Linked DNA regions of Homo sapiens: regions 1, 2, 3, 5 and 6 are each linked to region 4. The links are chromatin contacts, found by Hi-C in ENCODE. All regions are on one chromosome and are shown on one strand. The core of a region is the stretch at or near the end of the contact, and the rest is flanking DNA. Distances in the headings are between cores, read along the strand shown.

What was found. A loop is a pair of places that touch in the nucleus more often than their neighbours do. Pooled maps may share reads with other maps.
Region 1: a loop to region 4 is called in a map of CD4-positive, alpha-beta T cell, with 6 times the contacts of the local background. The contact joins the promoter of HOMER1 here to the promoter of CERT1 in region 4. A Hi-C loop is called at or near these places in 2 of 168 maps with a recorded cell type or tissue (CD4-positive, alpha-beta T cell and CD8-positive, alpha-beta T cell) and 6 of 50 pooled maps.
Region 2: a loop to region 4 is called in a map of CD4-positive, alpha-beta T cell, with 7 times the contacts of the local background. The contact joins the promoter of TENT2 here to the promoter of CERT1 in region 4. A Hi-C loop is called at or near these places in 4 of 168 maps with a recorded cell type or tissue (B cell, CD4-positive, alpha-beta T cell, CD4-positive, alpha-beta memory T cell and 1 more) and 9 of 50 pooled maps.
Region 3: a map of naive thymus-derived CD4-positive, alpha-beta T cell shows a loop between it and region 4 (10-fold over the local background). The contact joins the enhancer-like site here to the promoter of CERT1 in region 4. A Hi-C loop is called at or near these places in 2 of 168 maps with a recorded cell type or tissue (CD4-positive, alpha-beta T cell and naive thymus-derived CD4-positive, alpha-beta T cell), 2 of 37 single-sample maps with no recorded cell type and 8 of 50 pooled maps.
Region 5: a map of B cell shows a loop between it and region 4 (10-fold over the local background). The contact joins the promoter of ARSB here to the promoter of CERT1 in region 4. A Hi-C loop is called at or near these places in 3 of 168 maps with a recorded cell type or tissue (B cell and naive thymus-derived CD4-positive, alpha-beta T cell) and 10 of 50 pooled maps.
Region 6: a loop to region 4 is called in a map of CD8-positive, alpha-beta T cell, with 24 times the contacts of the local background. The contact joins the promoter of ZFYVE16 here to the promoter of CERT1 in region 4. A Hi-C loop is called at or near these places in 2 of 168 maps with a recorded cell type or tissue (CD8-positive, alpha-beta T cell and naive thymus-derived CD4-positive, alpha-beta T cell) and 12 of 50 pooled maps.

Annotation. Positions count from the first base shown.
Region 1 is chr5:79,512,843-79,515,542 of GRCh38, forward strand. It overlaps HOMER1 (homer scaffold protein 1), which reads right to left and starts at 1,292. Exons shown (of 9, transcript NM_004272.5): 1 at 1-1,292. RefSeq lists a silencer at 865-1,574 and enhancers at 1,569-2,116, 1,825-2,014.
Region 2 is chr5:79,610,996-79,613,695 of GRCh38, forward strand. TENT2 (terminal nucleotidyltransferase 2) reads left to right here and starts at 1,446. Exons shown (of 15, transcript NM_001114394.3): 1 at 1,446-2,080. It overlaps LOC124901014 (a long non-coding RNA gene), which reads right to left and starts at 1,342. Exons shown (of 2, transcript XR_007058840.1): 1 at 1,147-1,342; 2 at 476-1,025. RefSeq lists an enhancer at 1,051-2,250.
Region 3 is chr5:72,303,959-72,306,658 of GRCh38, forward strand. All of the region lies in intron 2 of MRPS27 (mitochondrial ribosomal protein S27), which reads right to left. Among named protein-coding and RNA genes, the nearest start is that of MRPS27, 15 kb to the right of the region's middle. Within about 2 kb of position 1,358, at least 2 of the 41 ENCODE cell types and tissues checked have a DNase peak (open chromatin) inside an H3K27ac peak, as active enhancers do.
Region 4 is chr5:75,510,307-75,513,006 of GRCh38, forward strand. It overlaps CERT1 (ceramide transporter 1), which reads right to left and starts at 1,323. Exons shown (of 17, transcript NM_001379029.1): 1 at 806-1,323. The coding sequence starts at 901. It overlaps POLK (DNA polymerase kappa), which reads left to right and starts at 1,585. Exons shown (of 15, transcript NM_016218.6): 1 at 1,585-1,608. RefSeq lists enhancers at 680-749, 1,500-1,879.
Region 5 is chr5:78,984,028-78,986,727 of GRCh38, forward strand. ARSB (arylsulfatase B) reads right to left here and starts at 1,283. Exons shown (of 8, transcript NM_000046.5): 1 at 910-1,283. The coding sequence starts at 1,221. RefSeq lists a silencer at 606-1,465.
Region 6 is chr5:80,406,691-80,409,390 of GRCh38, forward strand. It overlaps ZFYVE16 (zinc finger FYVE-type containing 16), which reads left to right and starts at 1,374. Exons shown (of 19, transcript NM_001284236.3): 1 at 1,374-1,463. RefSeq lists an enhancer at 1,336-2,134 and a silencer at 1,855-1,974.

The DNA of each region.
Region 1 (2,700 bases), core at 42-2,541, 4.0 Mb after region 4:
TCCGTCTGCTATTTCGCAGTTGCTTTTCCACCCCCACCCCCAGATCCTTGTCCGGAGGTATTTCAAGGATGCTGCCAATTCAATTAGTTCTCTTAGGTAAAATGATTTCTCTCTTGTAAATACCAAAACGTTCAAACAGAGGCGGCATTTGCTTATTCGAGTTAAAATGCTTTGCGGAGGAGACAGCGATCAACTCTATTCCACAAAATGAGTCTACAAGTAGGGAAATGCAGAATCCGGCTTCACCGAGTCCTATAAAAAATGAGTTCGCTGGTCATTTCACTCATGTCCTCCTCGACACTCAGGGAGAGCCAGGTAACTCGGCCTTTTCGGAGCTAAGGCTGCGGGTTCAAATTTCTCCACCACACCAGGTCTCCGGGGGTGGAGCGAGCAACCAAACGCGACGTGCACGTGAATAAAAATCCCAAAAGCAGTAATGCCACGGCTTCCCTGCGCTCACATTAGGAAAAAAACTACACAGGAAAATCTCCTCGAAGTGCAAACCCGGCAGCTCGCAACCTGCACGGCACTCCACATTGGAATCTGTCTTTTTAAATGTTTCTCCTCCTAAGACTCGGAGCAGAGAAGAGGTGGGGAGGACGAAGAGAAGGCTAGGCAGGATCGATTCATTCTCCCGAAGAGAATAAACGGAGCCATTTCCAGGCTGGCAGCAGGCTGGGGGCGCAGCGCACGCCGGAGAGCTGGAGGAGGGGACCCGATCCCACCTCCCTCAGCCCCTTCCCGCCCCCCGCCGCCGAGCACAATGGAGCCCGGCTGGTGCCCGGCCCTTCATTCGCGGCTGCCCCCTCTTCCCTCCTCTCTTCAGAGCACAGCGGGTCTGAGGCTCCCGTCGGCGGAGAATGAATGAATCACAGAGCCAAGCCCCACGCTTCCACTGGCACCCTGCCCCCAGCTCCAGGGCGGGCGAAAGGGGCCGAAGGGTCGACGGGCGCCTGCCCGAGCCAAGGCGGGAGGCTAAGCCCGCGTTGGGGCCAGGAGAGCTGGGCTCGAAGCCGAAGCGCAGCCGCCGCTCCAGCGCCCCCACCCCTACTCCTCGTCTCTCACGCTCCGCGCCGCCGCCACGCGCCGCCTCACATTCCCCGGGCCCCGCCGCCGCCTCTTCACACTTCCATCAGCGCCCGCCTCCGGCTACCGCCGGGCAGAGCAGCGCCAGCCCCGGCGGCCTGAAGCCTGCCGCTGCCTCCGCCTCCGCCGGCCGGCCGGCTGGCAGAGAAGAGGGTGCTGCTTTCCCGGTCAGCGCCGCCGGCGTGAAGCTAGCGCGGCGGCAGAGTGGGCTGCGGGGGGCGGGAAGGGGGCGGAGAGAACGGGGAGCGAGGGCGGTCCCTCCCTCTGCTCGCGGGAAGGGACGGGAGGCGGTGGCCGCCGCGGAGCCGCGGCCGGGGGCTGGGGCGCGGACTGGTCCCGGGAGCCCGACGGGCCTTGCGAGCAGCGGGCCGCGGGAGAAAGCAGCAGCCGCAAGGCGGCGGAGAGGCTGATGGTGGGGGGCCGAGCGGCCCTCGTGGGGAGCTGGGCCGGCGGCAGGCCCTCAGTCCGTTCGTCCTTCTTTTCCCCCCTCCCCTAGAGGCTGGCGGCTGGCTGGCCGTGCGCTCTGCTCCTCCTCTGGCTCTTGGCCCCGCTCCCGACCGCCACAGCCTCCTCCGCGCCCCACACCAGGTGCTCGCGCTGTGTCTCCATCCTCCCCGCAGGAGGACCTTTAAATAGCAACGTCAGCGCGCTTCTCTCCGCACACACGTCACCCGCAGCTCACGTCACCGAGGTGCGGGGGATGATGTCACGCGGCCGGAAGTACTGCTAAATTAGGGAAGGAGCAGGGGGAGGAGGACTCGGCGAGCTCCTGTGTGCCCACCTGCTCTCACTTCTCCTTAAAGGCCAAAGCACAGGAGACAGCCCGAGAGGAGCTCGAACAAGGAAGCGGCGGGAGGAGGAGATTTCCTTGCAACAAATGTGCCAAACCTGAGTGAATCATTCGTAGCAAAAGTGCAGTGTCAAGCGGGTAATAGCCTATCTCCCACTCCCACCGCTATTGCAGCAGCACCCCCGGGCTTCTCTTGTCCTGACTAGCAGGGAAATGTGGGAGGGAGAGCCTGATCACACTGCTGGTAGATGTGCTTCCAACAGGACTTCGGAAAAATCACCTAAATTTTCAATTATAGAGTGCCATTCTGGACATAGTCGACTTTTAAACTTTTTGTTAGTGGTTACCTGAAACACGAAAGAATAAAGAGCAGAGCAATAAGCAAACGAAATAATGTTATAAAGGATAGTAATTTTATTTGCAAAATAGCAGTTTTGACATAGGAAAATGAGTCAATCTTAGTTCACGTATAGCAAATGCCAGTGTGTCCTCTCAGTTTCTCTTCATCAAGAATATGAGTTCCATGACACTTGGCTCCAGCCAGTAAAACAAGAAAGAGAAAAAGTATATGGGTTTCAGTCTGTGGAATTTAAATTAAAATTTAAAAATTAAAAATAAGAAAGAGCACCAAATCCTTTTTCATTAACACAAGCATATTTTCGTCTTCTTTAGTTTTGACCACATAATATGTAATTACAATATCTCTTAAGTGTGTTTTGCATTTTCTGTATGGCAAGGGTGAGTAGCTGTCTATAGGTTTACTAGCTATGTGTGTCTATAAACACCATATTATGAGTGCTTTTTACATTGTAAATTACTACAGA
Region 2 (2,700 bases), core at 196-2,695, 4.1 Mb after region 4:
TGGGATTAAATCAGAAATCAGTAACAGGCAGCTACCTGGAAAACTCCTCCACATTTGCAGACCAACACTTACAAAAAACCCATGGTCAAAAAAAGAAAGCAATAGGGAAATTACAAAGTATTTTGAAATGAAGGAAAATGAAAATACAATATATCAAAATATGTGGAATGTAGCTAAAACAGTATAGAGGGACACTTATCACACCAAATGCCTGTACAAACAAGAGACATCTAAAATTAATGGTCATCAGTTTCTGAGTTAAGAAACTAGAGAAACAAAACAAGAAATTTAAAAATTAAAAAATAGCAGAGTAAAGGAAACAATAAACATAAGAGCAGAAATCAATAAAATAGAAAACAGAAAACCAGTAGAGAAAATCCAAGAAAGCAAAAACGGGCTTTGAGATTTGAGATCCGTAAACCGAGAAGCCCCTCACCAGATCGATCAGAAAAAAAGATGACACACAAATTACCAATTTCAGAACCTGAGGGGTCAGATTTTATAGACATTAAGTGGACAATAAAGGAATACAGCTAACAGATTTGCATTATTAAACAATTTAGACATTTCTACAAATTATTAAAGCTCACTCAAGAGGCGATATCAATAAATATTTGTTGAATTAGTGAATACCAGCTATTACTATGGGCAAGGCGCTAAGTCCAGGCTTTAGAGAGAAAGAAAGCATTTTTTTTTTTTTTTTTTTTTGAGACAAAGTCTTGCTCTGTCGCCCAGGCTGGAGTGCTGTGGCACGATCTCGGCTCACTGCAACCTCCGCCTCCCGGGTTCAAGCGATTCGCCAGCCTCAGCCTCTTGAGTAGCGGGGTTACAGGCGCACGCCACCAAGCTCGGCTAATTTTTGTATTTTTAGTAAAGATGGGGTTTCACCATGTTGGCCAGGCTGGTCTCGAACTCCTGACCTCGTGATCCGCCCGCCTCAGCCTCCCAAAGTGCTAGGATTACAGGGGTGAGCCACCGCGTCCGGCCAAAGAAAGCATTTTCCTTCCAAAGAAGCTCTCAGGTTACTGGAGGGGCAAAAGAACAGATAAAGTTTAATGTTGCTCCGGGGGAGAAGATTAGGGGAACACTGGTTAAAGAAAGGCTTCTCTGGGGACAAGTCACTCGGCCAACACACGAAGGACCCACAGAAAACGTCTGTTACAGCTAGAACGGCTGCACGTGAGTTCAGGCAAGGGGCCCAGAAGTGGCCCTCCGGCGACTGCCTGCTCCACCCCTCTTAGTGCAGTCCTAACCCTTTCCCAACTTGTGCTGGCAGCAGTTAAGAAACTCCTTTCAAATCCGGCTGTCTTGCGCCTGCGCATTCAAGCAAAGCGCTCATAGGCGGGGTGGGGGGGGTGGGGGGGGTTGGGGGGTGGGGGGGGTTGGGGGGTGGGAGGGAGGCGGCCACCGGAAGTGTGACCTTTCGCTCCCCGCTGCCTATTCTCATCCGGGGTCACGTCGGTCTTCCGGGTGTCTTTGACAGGGTTTTCTACGCCGCTTTTTCGGCGACTTTTTGCTCTTCCGCTTTTTGCCACCGCCCCCAACCTTCTATATCCTTGCAGCCCCTACCTTTTCTTGTGTTGCTCCTCCCCTGGCAGCCGTGAGGGGGGTTAGATCTCAGCCGGAGCCGGAGCTGGGCCTAGCTGTCCCACGGGCCACCACTACCTCCTTTGGTTCGGGAGAAAGCTACGACCAAGTACGCCCAGCTCGGGCCTTAGAACTTCTGAACGGGCAGTGCGGGTAGGCCCTGCTTAGCCCTTCCCGGAGGACACCTGTGAGTTTAGGGGGTTTCGGAGAGGAACGCAGCAGTGTAGGCCCAGGTCGGCGGCGGGGCACGGGAAACTTTTCCGAAACGGTAGCGTTTTGTTTTGCGTGGGAGGTTCCAGCAGTATCTCTTGGTTATTCCAAATTTATGGGCGGCATCTGGGCTGCTGTACATTTTGAAGAATCTTAGGACCGCTTACTTTGCTTACTCGTTTTCTATTCCTCGCGTACTGCCTCGTCCACCACTCCAGGACCAAAAGAGGAAGATAGTCTTGGGACCCTTGCATGGTGTTTCAAAGGGTGGTGAAGAACTAAGGTACGTAGCTGGATTAATTAAAAAATTTAAAAGGCATTTATCTTTTAAGCCTTAATTAAATGGCATGAAATTGCTTCAGCTTTTCACTTTATAGGAAAATGCACAGGTTAAGACTGTTGTGTGCGTTTCTTTTCTTGTTCAGCCTTTGTAGAAAAGCTCTTCGTCTCTCAAGGTGAGAACACGAAAGGCTTATATGTCTCAAAACTTATGGATTCTCTAAATTACTTGTCTTATCTCTTTCAACTCTTTGTTTAAAGTAGCAGATATTTTTCATTAGGGTGAACAGAGAAGAAACAAAGGGAAACTGTAAAACACAAGCTAAATAACACATGTGCAGTGTATGATTTTGTGAAGAAAGAGATTGTAACTGATTACTAAATCTGTGTTTTTATATTACAGGTAACATAGTAACTTTTGTAAATATCTTCATATTGTATGGTTCAGTACCACCAGGCTTCTAACACGTACTGATTAACAGCCATAAGGCTATTAATTTATACTGATTAATAGCCAGTAATAGTGACGTTACTTTGTTGGTGTGAATAGCCCTAATTATGTCTGTTCTGGAAATGTCCTGTAACAGGTTCCATGTGAAATAGGCCGTTTATGAGTTGTTTAAG
Region 3 (2,700 bases), core at 108-2,607, 3.2 Mb before region 4:
GCAACAAATACTAAAGGAAATTTTTAGAACTCAATAAAATTGGTTAAATTGGGGGGGAACTGACTGTTTAAAATAATGTTATATGTGTTTTAAAGGATAAAACTTTATTATTAGACAAGAGCATATGGTTAGATGTGTGTGTGTGGACCTAAGGTGTCCTAAAGGATAGTAGAGTGTGATGAGCATTACAATTTAAGCTAGATATGCATTTTAGAAGTTAAAGGGCAACAATCTCTAAAAAAGTAGAGGATATAATCTCCAGACCAGTGGAGGGGAAAAAAACGTAAAAAACAAAAACAATCCAAAAGTAAAAATCAATCCAAAAATAAAAAATAAAGAAAAAAAAGAAAGATGAAACCAATCACAAAATGTGACAGAAATAAATCCAATTATATTGGTAATCATGAAATGATAATGTAAATAGACGAAATTTTCTAGTTAAAAGATAATGATTGTCAGATTGGTTAAAAATATAAAAGCTAGCTATATAAATCATATAAACACAGAAGAGTTGAAAATTATTAAAAACACACTAGGAAGCCAAAATAAAGCTGGTACAGTTGTATTAATATCAGACACAATAGATTACAGGCAAAAAGCAGTTTTATAGATTATGTGGGTCACTACATAATGACCAAAAATTCATTTTGCCAAGATAATTTTAACCTGGTGCACACCAAAGTAACACAGCTTCACAGTACATAACCACAAAATCTGTAGTACAGATGTGTTGAAAAACAAGCCTCTTAAAAAAGAGTGTGGTCTCTGGGGCAAAGTTGTGATAATGAAGGTCACTGAAGAAAAATATGAATCCTTTATTGAATCCTTCTAGCTTCAGGTGAGAAATGGTTTCAGTTTTTCTTTTCTACATAACTGCACATTACTGTTAACCTTTCAGGCAACACTAAACTCTTTCTGGGCTTATGGTCATCTGCATACCTTACCTAATTTATATAATAAAGAAACAGGTACAGATTATTATTGTCCTTCCTAGAAGAACTGATCTTGAAAAATACAGGCTGAAACTGTTTTTGTTTCCCACATTTTAAAAGAAAAACGAGGACACATGACATATATCATGCATTGAATATACAGAAGGAAGTATGGAAAACTAGCCTAGCAACCAATTTGGACATAGATTTTTAGACTTCCTTCTATTTGTCTGTCACCAGAAGCTTTAACATAAATAAATCCAATAAAGGAAAAACATGAAATCAAGCTTTGTGTACATATATATTAATGAGACTAAAGAACGGTGATGTGCACAAGTCAGACCCATCTCTAGAACTTGGCAAATATGGAAACTGGAAAATGAATAGATGCCACAGAGATGCAAATACAGAACTGACAAAAGTTAAGAAAGCAGACTTCAGAAAATCTCCATCAGGCCTCAAGAGCAGGATCTGAAATATTCATGCAAAAAGCCAAAGGCCTCTACAGCTGAAATGACACAGCAAAACTAAATCTCAGCTAAAATGGAAGAAGTGTCTGTAAGAGACAGACCTGAATGCAAATGTGTCAAGGAAATACTCTTTGGATTCAAAAAGGAGGTTCTCCAAAAACAAACCAACAGAAAACAAACCAACAAACCAAGAGAAACCAACACAAACAAGCAAAACAGTAACCCAAACCAAAATGTGTCCTATACTTTGTGATGTGAAAAATCACAAATAAAATATTTAATCCAGTAGGGCTCATGAATCCTGAATTCAGCTCAAGTCACCTGAGTGCTCGCTCCTTGTCAGAAAGACTCAAGAAAACTTCCTCTCATGGAACTCAAGGAGCTTCCCCATGAGGCCTGCCCTCCTACCAACACCCTACCCAGTTCCCCAGTGGTTTTCTCCTGAGTCCTGTTCACAGTGGATCCTATTCTGTTAACTAGTAAATGTTGATAACTTTTACCCTGTACCTCCCCAACAAATCAGCAAGTTAGTGGAGGAATTCCAGAGACAATGCTTTAACTCAGTGTTTATTTTAGCCAAAGGGAAGCCCAGTACAGAAACAATCAAAAGTTGAAATCTGATTGAAGTAGGAAAGCCCAGGGCTCTACAGAGCACAGTTGAACTATGGCCCTATCAATAAAAGTATCAACAGCAATGGATTAAAATGTCTCAATTATTTAAATCTATGAGTTCTTAATGACATTTTAAGAAGTCCTCATTCATCATTTTTGCAAGTTATTTTGAAAGCTAACTCATATACAAACTATTTCAGGGTAAGTAAACTGTTGATGAATGGAAGTTCTGTCATAAAAATTTCCTAGATAATAAATGAAAAGAAATGATAAAATTTAAACAGCAATAGTATGCAGCTTCAAATGAAATAACAAATCTAAGTAAAGATCATGAATGGCCTTTAACTTCGCAGAGGGGCAATCAAATGCTGTGTGCTTACTGACACAAGTAAACACTTACTATGAAGTATTTATACCAAAAGACAAAATAAAAAGTCCTGAATCTGATCAAGCCCCTTTCTCCAACTACCAGTTTCACAAGACATATGGAAGGCAGAGGAGCACGCTAAACACCACAATAAGGATGAAATCAGCAAATCTAGAATGTGGGAAACTCCAAAAAAGACCTGTTTTGTTCAATAAATAAATTGCAAAAAACTTACAAACTAAGATAGTTGAGACAACTCAACACATTGCAAGGTATGGACCTTATCTAGATCACATTTCAACAAACTAAATTAAAAAGA
Region 4 (2,700 bases), core at 73-2,572:
CAACTATGTAATATCAAGAGATCATCCACCTGCAGTCCTATAATGACTGCTTTGCTAAAATTTTGATACAGGGATTTTAAAAAATATATAAAAGATAAAACATCTTTTCCTTACCCTCGACCCCTTACCGCAAAAATATTTTATTATTAAGTAATGCTCTTCCTGGACTAAAGATCAGTCTCCATTCTCACATGTTCCAAGTTACTATGAATATTTCCTGTACCCATCATGTGCCGATTCAATATCTCTATTCTGAACTAAGGTACAGGGTGAGGGAGAAAGTCCTCCACATTCATCTGTCTCACTACATCTAACCTAGCAGAATTCAACACCTCAAATTTCAACACCAAGCTGAGTCGCTCCAGCTTCTGTCGAAAGAGTTGCGTCCGCAGTGCCCCCCAACCTACTCGGCTTGGCATCCTCAGAGAGACCAACCTCTTTTAAGAGGTCCGACTTGAACCGCTCCCATGCCCAGTCGTTCGGACACCGCTGAAGCCCAACCCGGATTCCTTACACCCGGGACAGCTGCCGCCCTAAGTCCCAAGTCACGGCGCGCATCTGGCCTCCCAAACTGGATCTCAGGTTTATACACCCTTTCCCTGGTCCTCGGCTGCCCCCGACGAGCCCCCGGGCAACAAGGACAGTGCCCCTATATCCCCGCCTCATCCCTAGTCGCTGCAGCAACACTCAGCCTCGCACCCCGGCACGTTCCGCGCCTCCCGCCAGCCCCACCCCACCGCCTCAGCGGATTGCCTCGCTGCAGGTGAGTCTGGCCAGGGGTCCCTTGGCACCAGGGGTTGCTCACCTTACTGAGGACCCCGCAGCGCTCCACAGGCGGCCCAGACTCCGTCTCTGGATCCTCCTCCGAGCCCGACGAGTTCCAGCTCTGATTATCCGACATGGAGGCTCGACAACCGAGCAGGAGACCGGCCCCCGCTCCCTCAGCTGCGCCGGAGGAGGCGCCCAGTCCTCGGGGTGAAGGGTCGGGGGATGGCGAAGCGAAGAGTGCCCGCTCCGGTGTGGGGGGGAGCAGGAGGAGGGACGAAGTCCGCCCGCCGCGCCGCCGCCGCGCCTGACACCGAGCGGAGCGAGGAAGGAGGACGAGCGGTGAAGGAAGCCTACCCTTCCAGCCGTCAGCCGCCGCCGCCGTCGCCGTGACCCCTGCGTTGCGCCCGGCGCTGCCACCCGAACTTAGCCCCCTCGATGCCAATTTCAAATAGGGAAGGAAAAGGGAAAAGAAGGGAAGAGAAAATCCGGCCGCTGAGTCCCGCGTCCACTCACACCTCCGCTACCGCCGCCATCTTCCTGCCTGGCCCACTATTTACCCTCCCCTCCCCTGTCCTTTCCCCTCCCCTTCGTCCTCCCATTCTCCCCCACTACTCCCCGCCCCGTCCCCCTCCCGGCGTCTGACGCGACACGCCGAGCCTTCGGGATCCTCCTCCCGAACCCTACCTCCGGCTCTCCCGGGTGACGACGGGTAGAAAAGCAGGAGGAGCGGAGAAAGGAGAGGGCGGGGTAGGGATGCAGCTGTGCTGCATTCTGGGAAGGGCGTTGGTCCGTCGCTCGCGCAGCCTCCTGGGAGTTGTAGTCGCGATCCTGAGGTAACGGGTGAGTATCCCGCGCGGGGATCGCTTGTCCCCTTGGGGCCTTGTCAGTCGGTGGGTGGGCTTCGTTTGACAGTTGCGTGACCAGCCCCTCGGCCTCGCTTCTATCCTTGCCTTGTGTGTTTATGACGAACCCTCCGGGCTTGCGGGCCCAGACGTGAGAGAGCTTTCCGCTGAAGATGACGGGCCTGCTTTCCAGGGCGGCTTGTCGAAAGCCCGGGAGCATCTGGCCGCTTCCGCCTCAACCATGGGCTGGGGTTTTGTGAGCTACTAGTGCCAAGGGTTTTCTTTCCACCAGACCACCGCTGTAAATCTCGAGGGTCTTACTCATTAGAAGTTAGAATTCACATTTGACGTTTAAAGGAAGAATTTCCTTAGTACCTTCTCACAAGCACGCACTTCGCATTTTTAGATTTCTAGAGTTTGCTTTGTAGAAAGTAATTTTGAGGTTGTCAGAGAATAAATGACGTTAGAAAGGTTTTTAAAGTAAAACAAGAATGTGAGATGATAGCCTGGGATTTTCTCTTGGTTGTAAATGAATATCTTACTGAGAACCACGTTAACCATGCCTGCCCCTCAAAGATAGGAAAGGTTGGATATATAGAAACTTTCTCGTATTAGAAATACCGAAGTGCAGTGGTTTTGTGTGTACAAGGGATTAGGCAATAGGAGGCTATTTTTGTTTTAAGACTAGGGTTGAATTAGCAGAAAGACCAATAGAAGATCTAACAACTCTTGTCAGTTGTCAAGGATAACTTTGATTATGAGACTTTGACTTTGTAGCTTCAGTAATTTCCTCTCGTTAGCTATTTTAATATAGTCGATTTCCTTGTAATTGCCAAGAGTAAAATTTGTTATTAAACCTTAGAAAGAGTACTTTCTTACTACAAGGATGGGACGATAGGAGCGAAATTTCGAGTCTAAGGGAAAACGCTGGCCGAGTGTGGTGGCTCACGCCTGTAATCCCAGCACTTCGGGAGGCCGAGGTGGGTGGATCACCTGAGGCCGGGAGTTTGAGACCAGCCTGGGCAACAAGGTAAAACCCCGTCTCTACTAAAAATACAAAGATTAGCCGAGCATGGTGGTAGGTGCCTGT
Region 5 (2,700 bases), core at 33-2,532, 3.5 Mb after region 4:
TTGAGGGGAAAAAAGGCCAATTTCATAAGCCCGGGACGACCAGTGGATGCAGGAAAAGCACAACGGACACTGCCTTGACCACTTTCTAGCTGTGCGATTCTTATGCCAACGAGCCTTTACAGGCTTCCTGCCTCGTCTGTAAAACGGGGTAAAAACAACTACCTCATGCACTGTTTCAATAATTCACTTTAAAAACAACAAAGTGCTATGCAAATGTTCTTGATATTCTTAGCCATCTAACATCTATGCACGCTCTACATTTATATTTCCTTCGTTAACTGTGGAGCCGTTCCTAAAGGGAAGCTTTTAAAGCGATAATGAAGATGCTCAGAAGAGTTCAATACAAGGTTACATGTGAAAGGAATGTCAGCAGCCTAAGAAAAATCAACCTAGCATCAGGTTTCATTCCAGGGGTGTTGAGAACCTGGAAAAAAATAATCTTTGGTGGGACACTCCTAACCTATCACCGCTGGGTTCCCACGGGCCAGGGTCGCACCCACGGCGAGCACCCCTTCATTTTACCTCTCCCCTCGTCTTTGCTCCCAGCCCACGCCCTCCCCAGCCTCCCACCTCAGGACCGCTCCGCCTGCCGGCCGCGGCGCCCAGCACCCGGCATTCCCATAAACCCCTTCGCCCGGAGCTTCAGAAAACGAAAGACAAAGCCACCCGCCCAACCCGGCGGCCGGGGCGCGGGTCCGCGGGGCGCCAGAGCCGGGCATGCGCAGAGGCCGCGGCGGGCTGCCGGCCTGGAAGAGCGAGGTTGGGGCGAGAAGCCGCCGGGACCCATAACTGGGTCGGCGGTCCGAGCCCCGCCTGCCAGCGCCCGCGGCCTCAAGGGCCGGGTAGGAGCGGCAGGGCGCCGGCGAAAGGCGGGGCGGGGGCGGCGCGGGCGGCGGGGGCGCCGCGTACCTGGTAGCGGCCAGTGAGCAGCTGGCTCCGCGACGGCGTGCACAGCGGCTGCGTGTAGTAGTTGTCCAGGAGCACCCCGCCGGCCGCCAGCGCGTCCAGGTGCGGCGTGCGGATGCGGGAGCCGTGGAAGCCGACGTCGTTCCAGCCTAGGTCGTCTGCCAGCAAGAAGACCAGGTGGGGCGGCCGGCTGGCCCCGGCGCCCGAGCCCGGCGGCGCCAACAACAGCAGCAGCAGCAGCGGGAGGACGACGGGGAGGAGCAGCCGCCGAGGTCCGGGGCCTCGGGGCAAGCTCGCCGCGCCGCGCGGACCCATCCTTGTCCGCCCGCGGTCCCAGCGCCTGTGGCGCCACCAGCCCCTTGTACCGCTGATAGAATGAGGAACTGGGCTGCCGGGGCCTGCTCCGCCCCGGCGCGGGACGGCACCCCCAGCGGGCCGTGGGCTTGCGAGGCCGGGCGCTCGGCCCCCGCCGCCTCCGACCCGGGCCCCCGGCTGCTGTGGCGGAGGAGGAGCCAGAGACGAACCCGCGGGCGCCCGCTGCCCGGCTTCTTGGAAACTCAGCTGACGCTTGGAGGGCACCAAGGCCCGTTATCTTCCCCGGCAATTAAATTTGCACTGTGGTTTCCTAAAAAAAAAAGATGTGTTCTTTAATAACGCTTCACAATTTACAAAGCATCTTCACAGCCCGCGTCTCCTGTAAAGCCTGCAACAACTCTGACAGTTAGACATTATAATTAGTGCCAATTTTTCATAAGAAAAAAGCTTATAAATGGTTAAACCTCTGACTCAGATCCTGAACCATGATGTCTAGCTAGCAAGTCATTTCTAGCACAAGAGCCCAGCCTGTGGCAGGTGGGAGGACGGTGAAAAGGCAGAGGTCTAAATAGCCTTTCACATTCATTTATGCGTAGTGTACACCCATGAAGCCGCTTCCTCCCCACTAGCAAACAGGAGGCCAAACACACAGTCTGATTGCACGGTGCCCTTTGGAAGGTGCGGTTACTTTCAAGTTGCCCTGGGAGGATTTGGAGTGTTGCGTGGTCATTGAATAAATAGCTCATTCGCTTGTCCGGATATGACCCCACTCAGAGCTGGCTCCCCCACTAAGCAGTGACACTAAGAAGCACACAGTATCTAGTTAGCCTGAAATATCTGAGTGGAAGGAAAAAATCCTTTAGTCACGTGCTTATTGAATTAGGAAGTTAGCCGTATGACCAGTAGATTCCCGTTGCCATCCAGACTTTCTGTCTACTCTGTCTGGAGATATTATAGTTGTTAACAGGTGTAGGGGAAAATTTTTGCATTGCCTAGAGACCATACCCTTCCAGGTTGAGTCTGATTCCGTGGAAGTTGTTTACAACTTTATAAGTTATAGATAAATAACAATGGAAAATAATTCTTATTTATATATACACAAATGAACTTTATCCAGCGGAGTAGCAATCCTTCCCCTCCACCACTACCAAGGAAAACAGTTTCACCTCCGCTTGCATATTTATTTTAGTATTCCTGATCTGTTCTTTGGATTGTCCTTTGAATTGGTTTTAACACCTTACCAATTTCCTTATTAATGAGTTAAATAAAATCATGTATTCACTTTTATATTTGTATGAGGGTCATGATTTTACCTTTTTTTCCCCAAGAATCCTTTAACACATGAAATGTTTGCCTCTTACATACACTTTTTTTCTTTGCATGAAGTAGATTAGTTTATGTTGTATGCACTTTAATCTCTAGTGGAATCAATGAAATTTAGCAGAAAAAAGTGAAAATTTTAGCATTAAATTCAAAGAA
Region 6 (2,700 bases), core at 124-2,623, 4.9 Mb after region 4:
CGCCACCACACCCAGCTAATTTTTGTATTTTTAGTAGAGACGGAGTTTCACCATGTTGGCCAGATTGGTCTCGAACTCCTGACTTCAGGTGATCCGCCTGCCTCGGCCTCCCAAAGTGCTGGGGTTACAGGCGTGAGCCACTGCGCCCGGCCAATTCTTGCGATTTTTGAAAGATCAGTATGAACTGTGAGCTGTTTAACCTTTGAGGAACTGCTTTTTCCCTGTATCTGTCTGTATCTGATCCCACATGTATGTCTCTTCCCTTGTTTTTATTTTTTATTTTTTTAGAGACACGGTCTGGTTCTGTTGCTCAGGCTGGAATGCAGTGTTGCCATCAGAGCTCACTGCAGCCTTGACCTCCTGGGCTTAAGTGATCCTCCCACTTCAGACTCCCAGCCAGTAGCTGGGACTACAGGCACGCGCCAACACGCCTGGCTAATTTTTTCATTTTCATTTTTAGTAGAGACAGGGTCTTGCTATGTTGCCCAGGCCTGTCTGGAACTCTTGACTTCAAGCGATCCTCCCGCCTCGGCCTCCCAAAGTGCTGGGATGACAGGCGTGAGCCACCGCGCCGGGTCTCATTTAAATTTATAGGAAACTTGTGGTAAAAATAGCAAAACTCAACAAGCAAATATACATCAAGTGAGTGACATTTTATTTCTACATCAGATAAGTCAGCTTTTGCTTTTAGACAGGGAGACAGCTGTTCTACCAGCTGCTTTAAAATAAAAATGCAGAACTAACGCAGCGAAGGGAAGGAAAGTGTGGCTGGGAATGTCCAGTCAGCTGGAGGGGCTTGGAGCTCGGCGTTGGCTGGGAGCATTTTTATTGCTGCCGGGAGGAGGAAGGGGAAGCGGGGGAAGCGGGGGAGGCGGGGGGGCAGCGTGTTGTAAAATCAGTTTGAAGTAAACAAAAAGTTATGTTTTCCGAGGGGCCAGCAGCGCGGAGAGCAGGCCTAGCCCGCTGCCGGGAAGGCGGGTCTGTCCAGTAGAGACCGGAACGCCGCGCAGGCTCAGCAAAGGGCTAAGGCTGGAGCCGGGGAAGCTGCCTCTAGGTTAGCGAAGGGTAAAGGAAGTCAGACACTGACGCGAGTGGCCTCCCGATCCCGCAGTCGAGTGGAGAACCGAGTCCCGACCTAAGGTCGAATCATCAGGCGTCCCCGTCACCCAACAACCCACTCAGGCACTTCCGGTAAGAAATCTAGTGCCCTTGGCTCGGAACCTGCGTCGTAGTGCGCAAGCGCCCCGGGCCTGGAGACGGCCGCGGATGCCGAGGGAGGGGGCGTGTGAGCCGAAGAGGAAAGCGTCCTCTGCGCCTGCGCTCTCTGCGCTGCCCGGTGGGGCGGGGAAAGAAGCCCTGAGCCGGGATCTGGCACTCCCAGGACTCCCGGCCGGGGTAGCTCTTCACTCCTCAGCGCGACGTCGTGTCGAGTTCCCAAAAAGCTCCGCAGGGGCTGTAGGGAGGTAAGAGCCCCCCGTGACCGGTCGTCTCGGCCTCCCCTCAGCCCTGCTGTTCCCACAGGGGGGCGGGGTGACCGCTGGACCCGCCGACCTGGGCGCTGGGTCTGGCCCTCTTCCTCTGGGGACAGAGCCTGGGCCCCGACCGATTCCTTTTCCGAGCCCCCGGAGCTGGCCGGGGAACCCTGGCCCTCCAATCTGATGTCCCCTCCTGGAGCCTGAAGGGCCAGACCGGACTGGACCGGGAGGGCAATCACGGCGGCTGTTTGCCCGGTTCCCCGCTCCCGGGCCGCCGGAGTGTTCGGCGCTCCTGGGGGAGAGACCCCAGCGGACGGAGGGAGAAGCGCCCTGGCGCCGCCGTCCCGCCTGGGGAGGGGCTGCGACTGCGGAGGGGACTGTGGTTCTTCAGGAGTGGCAGAGGCTCGGTCCCCGCAGAGGAGTCTCATCGCCGCCGGTGCTCTCGCACTGTCCATTCCCGCACCCATGCATTTTCTCTTGGTTAGAGACCAGAAGGATGCAGTGGCCGTCTTTCCCGCTGCCTTTCCTTTGGTACTTTTGAGAACTCCAAAAGAGGACCTTATTTTTAACTCTTATTTGTACTATCGTGATTGCAAATATTATGTTCCAGACTAAGGATGTTCTTTCTTATTAGTTTGACTTGTATGAAAACCAGTCCATACATTTGATATTAAGTTAATCTTTTCAATTCAAAAAATAGGCACTTTGTTGATTCAATCAGATTCCTCCATTTATTCACTTGAGCTTGTCGTCTCTTGAGTTGGCGGGAGTTTAATGGTTTAATCCAGTAGAACTATATATAATTTTTCGCCTAATTTCTTCCTTTTTTTCCTCTCCTGGATATTAAACCGCATGCTTAGTGGCAAAAATTGAAAAAATAGAATAAAGAATAAGGAAAAATGATCAATCATAATTCCACCATGTAATAGTAATCAATTACTTATAATATTTTGACTTTTTTCCTTTGAGTCTTTTTTTCCCCTGTGCATTTTCTTGAGATGAGATTTTATATCGTTGGATTGTCTGCTTTCCTTGATTTAAATTACGTTGTAAGCATTTCCCCATGTTTTTAAAAAGCTTCATAAAAATGACTTCTTGATTATACATGAGCAAAGTATCTTTTGAAACAGTTATATTACAGATAAAGCCAAATCCGCATTAATTATCCTCAATCATAATGTTACATGATAGAATAGTGCTACAGTTCATTTAACATTATGATTGG